2 separate regions of the Homo sapiens genome follow, and region 2 is linked to region 1. A link is a contact called in ENCODE Hi-C or POLR2A ChIA-PET data. All regions are on one chromosome and are shown on one strand. The core of a region is the stretch at or near the end of the contact, and the rest is flanking DNA. Distances in the headings are between cores, read along the strand shown.

Region 1 (2,700 bases), core at 51-2,550:
ACTTGGAACCAACCCAAATGTCCATCAGTGGTAGACTGGATTAAGAAAATGTGGCACATATACACCGTGGAATACTATGCAACCATAAAAAAGGATGAGCTCATGTCCTTTGCAGGGACATGGATGAAGCTGGAAACCATCATTCTCAGCAAACTATCACAAGGACAGAAAACCAAACTCATGTTCTCATTTATAGTTGGGAATTGAACAATGAGAACACTTGGACACAGGGTGGGGAACAGCACACACCAGGGCCTATTAGAAGGTGGGGGGCTGCAGGAGGGATATCATCAGGAGAAATACTTTATGTAAATGATGAGTTGATAGGTGCAGCAAACCAACATGGTACATGTATACCTATGTAACAAACCTAAATGTTGTGCACATGTACCCTAGAACTTAAAAAAATAATAATAATAATTAACAACTGACAGTGGCACATACAGTAGCTCTACCATTAATTTGACAATAAACTCTACAGGTTACCTCTTCACAGAATTTATCACTTTTTGAAAATTAAAATTTGAGCCAGATGTCTTCTAAATTCTGTTATATCACAACAGGATTGGGGCTATTTTGCCTATGCATGCACCTGTAACTAATTTCCTTCTCCTGAGGCAGAGAGGACCCTTCTCCCCTTCATATGTAGCCTCTTTCACTTCCAAGGACAGTCAGCCTGATCCAGCCAGGATCCCGGAAGGGGCACTGGAGGCTGCCTGGAAGAACTTGCCCCAAGGGTGGATTAAATACCTGGGAACACACCCAGCTCACAGCTGGAGGAAGGCCACCTGGGATGAGGCAGTCACCCAGAAATGTAGAGACAGACAGGCATGCTAGTTCAGGAATGCCGTCAGTGTGAGGGAGGGAAGGAAAAAGCCAGGAGTAGTTCTCAACTTTTTGGACTCCTGGTACACTTCCAAATACTGGAATTTTTGACTAGGGGACTTTTCTTGAAGCTGTTTTTGCACAAGACTGAGAAAATATCCATTTTCCATACTGAAGAATGAGGAGAATGCTCAAGAGCCACAGGTGCTGGAGTTAAAAGGCGGCATACCACCAAGCCTCCTTGCTAGTTCTGCTCAGATGTCATGCCACTCAACTAGGTCATTCCTCAGCCCTGAGAAGCTGCTTTTGAATAGAATTGTTTACTGCCAGGCCTGGATTTCTATTATGCCCAGGAGGTGGTTTTCCCACATTGCAGTAAACATTTGATCTTTCTTACGTGCCAAGCTGAAGTTAAGCCTCCCATCTCTTATTGCAGGAAACTGTACCCCACTCTTATTCACAGCCCTACTTAGAACAGACAGCACAATATGACTAAGGAAGACTTGTGAAAATACAACAGTTTCATCACAATTTAGGGCTAAGATTTAAGATACCACCAGTATGACAGCTAAAGAAGGGAACAGAAAAGTACAGCTCCTGTCACTAAATCTGTAGGCACAGACAGGCCACAACCAGAGTCTGCTACAGGAAGGAGGAGAAGTAGCACCACATTGGAGAGGACTTTATTTCCAGGGCAAGAGGGTGATTAGGAAACACTGACAAGAGCAACACAGAATCCAAAGAACTAAAGAGACTGAGGTCCTAGGCATGTTTCTGAGATAGGAGTTTGAACAACTGAGGAGGAAAAGGACAAGCCAAATTATTAGAACTGAAAGGTTACTGCTGGACTGATAGTAAACACTGACAAGAGCAACACAGAATCCAAAGAACTAAAGAGACTGAGGTCCTAGGCATGTTTCTGAGAAAGGAGTCTGAACAACTGAGGAGGAAAAGGACAAGCCAAATTATTAGAACTGAAAGGTTACTGCTGGACTGATAGTAAATGCTGAATTGTCTCATCTTGCCTGCCTGGAGTCAGAATTGGTTCCAGAGACTGGAATGTAGCTGAGCTAGGAAGTGGGAATCAAAAGCCCAGGGGTGGGGGTGGGGGGTTCTGTCAAGGCTGGAATTCAGTGAGAGCCTAAAGCCTGTTTTAACTCAGGCAGGGAAGATGACTAAGAGTGGAAACCAGGCTCGAAAAATCATGAGTCATTCTTAAAAGAAACCAACATCAGTGTCAGTAACTTCCCTGGGAACTTGGAAAAGGGGCCTGAACAAATATTTTGGAATCTAATATCCTGCACCAACACTGAACTGCTCCTTCATTTGGATAGGTCACTCTAACTTTTCCGTTCTCAGAGCTCTTTCAGTTACCAAACGAGACTAACAATATCTGTTTGCAATATTTTTACCAGTAAAAAAAAATCAGTAGGAAAAAAGGTGACCTTCTGGAGAAATAAATTATTACACATGAACTCCTTATACATAGGGAGAGTCTGCAAACAGTTCCCTCCGAACCAGTGTCACACTCATCAGTAAACTCATCAGTGCAATAATCCTCAGAATGAATGTGCAGTTCAGTTTCACAATTACAGCAGGACAATTAAAATCTGAATTTCTGTAAAATGAGATAGGAGTGAATTTTCCTCACACATTCTCTTCCAACTTAAGAACACATTTGCTAATTTCCTATAATTGGCAAGGCATTATGTGAACTGCTTAAAGAGATTACAAAAATAACTAAGACCAAAAGCTACCTGACTTTAAAGTAAAAACAGAATTAGAAGGTTAAGGATTGTTAGTCTGCTACCTATAAGAAACGAATACTTCAAGATTTAATTCAAAATACATTTTCTAGATATTCTTATAGTTCCA
Region 2 (2,704 bases), core at 105-2,604, 71 kb before region 1:
CCTCAGAATGTATTCAGAATTTGAGTATGTCTCTCTATCACCATAACTAACACTCAGGACCAACCCACCACCATCTCTCATTTGGATTCCTGAGAAAGTCTAATAGGTCTCTCTGCCCCTGCTCTGCTCCTCCATAATCTATTCTCAGGACAGCCCAAGGGATCCTATGAAAACAGGGCAGTTCAGGTTGCTCCTCTGCTCAAAATCTGCCAGTTTACCCTCCAAAGGCTCACCCTCAAATGACTTCCCAACTCAGAGTAAAACCAAAGTCTTTACAATGGCCTATGAAGTCCTCATATCTATTATTCTCTCGATCTTTCATTCTACTCCAGCCACAGTGGTCTTCCATTTCCTTAAATGTATCTAACAAACTCACCTACCTCGAAACCTGTTTATGCTACTCCTTCTGCTGGGAATGCTCTTCCTCCAGATTTCCAAAGAACTTGCTCCAGCAGCACCTTGAGGTTTTTTCACTTGGAACTTCTCAGTGAGATATTCCCTAAACACCCTATTTAAAACTGTCACCACCCCCCCAACACATACACACAAATAATCCCTACTTTTTCTCTACAGGATTATCTGACGTTTGTGTTTTATGTCTCCCCCATCAAAATGTTAGCTTCACAAGTGCAGGGATTTTTTTTTTCCTGTTTCTTCACCTAAAATAGTAGATATCGAATGAATATTTTAGTAAATTAATATTTTAACTCTTCCTTGGGATCACATGTGTTTTCATATGGTTGAAGATAATCAAAAATTGAATTTCAGGGAATCAAAAATATTTTTCTATAAAGTAGTATCTTCCTTCAAAAAGGGAGTCAGTTACACAAAATCTCAGGGGGATAATTACTCTTCAGACTTCCTTCTCTGTGTATCTGTGACACTTAATTAATGGGACATATATTTGTTCTCCTTTAATCTTCATCTTCCTGAGCCTATTTTTCTATTTAGCCTTTCTAAATCCTATGGTTTCTCATCATCTTCCCTGATTTATCCTATTATAAACCTAATACTCTTTTGCCATCCCAAATTCTTTCTTATTATTTATTCCAAATTTCGTAGAGACTAAGCAATGAAAAACATCCTCGGTTGGCATGAGATCAGAGGCAAGAAGAATCTTCCAGCTTCTCAAAAGTCAGTAGGGTTATATATAACCTCGAGTTCTAGAAAGGCTGGAAAATGTCAGTCTCAGATCATAAAACGTAATTCCTTGGCCTTCTCTTTCCTTGTGTTTTCATGTTGACCACAGCCTGATTTCTATCCATGGCAGTATCTTCCAGCTTGCTGCAAGCAGATTCACTACTGCTAGATCAGAATCCTTTCCCACACCCCATCCCTCAGCTCATGTGTACTCAGGCAACTGGCCCATCTGAGTTCCTGGGTCAATGTCAACAGAGTCAGAGTTTCTAGAAATAGCCTTGACCATTACTGCTCCCCCTGCACCTCCAGTTATTTTTTTTTCAACTCCTTGGGGCTTGGAATCAACCTGGGGTCTAATGGGCCCGCCATGACTGCCCCTTAGATCTCCTTTGCTCTTAACCAGACCTGGGATTGGGCAAACTAAGGGAAGTGTGGGATATCCTGCATGCAACCACATGCAGAACAACATTTATCTGCTCCATCACCATGTGGACGCCTCCCCATCCTCAGTTTCAATCACATGGCCTATTTCTGAAGTCTCTACTTTTAAGACGGAACTCTACAAGGTTATCTGAGTCTCTGGTCCTCAGTTCCCAGCCTCACTTTAACTGATTCCCTTCCCCAGAGTCATCATGCACCTAATCTATTTTCATCCATGTCCCCAAATGATAGTCACCATTCACATAGTTCCAGAACATCTGGCTATGCCACCATTTTCCTGACTACATCCTCCTTGAACTAACTGCTTTCAAAGTAACAATGGATTAGTTATGCTTATCAATATATTCAACAAATAATGTCAGAGACAATAACAATGTTGGAGAAAACAAAACAGTGTGGGAAAACGTTCAAGATAAAATGTTAATGAAACGAGTTATAAAACAGATTTCATTGTGCTTAAACAAAAAACTGAACCAGGATTGGGACAGTTTTCCACCACAGCAAGATCATCAAGTTACTTTCTAATGCCAGTATTTGCCGGGTCCCTTTCACCTGGACTCTTACCCACACACCCATCTTACTTTGGAGTGTGTCTATGTCACAGTTTCTAGTTTCAACACATTCCCAGCTCCTAAGCTTTGGGGTAGCAAGAACACATGCACCTTATGTTCACATCTCTATTCACCACTTACCATTTTTGCATAGTTTAGCTAAACTTATCTGCCTCAGTCTGCAAAGTGGGGCAGGAGCTGGAGAAGAGCAACACAGATATGCAGGTGACATGTAATCAATGGACAAACTCCGCAGCAAGTGAGAGAAGAAGCCACTGGGGATGCTGCCAAGAGCAAGGTAGGCTGTGGTCTCCAGGCCACTTGGGAGGTTCACAGCAGCATTTATTTCACTGTGATATATGCACACTATACAGCAGTGCTGGCTTTACCTAACTAGTCACATTAGAGACACCTCAGCTGTGAAGGAAAACTTGAATGTGCTTATGATGCCAGCGGCCAAGACTATTCAACTGGCAATGTTCTCTTAGGTCTCGTTTCAAAGGAAAGAAAAACAGAAATTCTGAAGGAAATGAACTAATAATGATAAGCATTTTAGTTTCCCTGTTAGCCAA

Evidence for each region. A loop is a pair of places that touch in the nucleus more often than their neighbours do. ChIA-PET counts read pairs that join two places held with the same protein, here RNA polymerase II (POLR2A). Pooled maps may share reads with other maps.
Region 2: a map of ascending aorta shows a loop between it and region 1 (2.7-fold over the local background). The contact joins two enhancer-like sites. A Hi-C loop is called at or near these places in 10 of 168 maps with a recorded cell type or tissue (PC-9, aorta, ascending aorta and 5 more) and 9 of 50 pooled maps. POLR2A ChIA-PET finds 5 or more read pairs at or near these places in 4 of 52 experiments (MCF 10A, PC-9, Panc1 and 1 more).

What each region holds. Positions count from the first base shown.
Region 1 is chr12:45,233,956-45,236,655 of GRCh38, reverse strand. The region is part of intron 1 of ANO6 (anoctamin 6); the gene reads right to left. Among named protein-coding and RNA genes, the nearest start is that of ANO6, 19 kb to the right of the region's middle. Within about 2 kb of position 1,300, at least 27 of the 41 ENCODE cell types and tissues checked have a DNase peak (open chromatin) inside an H3K27ac peak, as active enhancers do; they include ascending aorta and gastrocnemius medialis, where a contact is called at or near this core.
Region 2 is chr12:45,304,666-45,307,369 of GRCh38, reverse strand. The region is part of intron 2 of ANO6 (anoctamin 6); the gene reads right to left. Among named protein-coding and RNA genes, the nearest start is that of ANO6, 90 kb to the right of the region's middle. Within about 2 kb of position 1,354, at least 6 of the 41 ENCODE cell types and tissues checked have a DNase peak (open chromatin) inside an H3K27ac peak, as active enhancers do; they include ascending aorta and gastrocnemius medialis, where a contact is called at or near this core.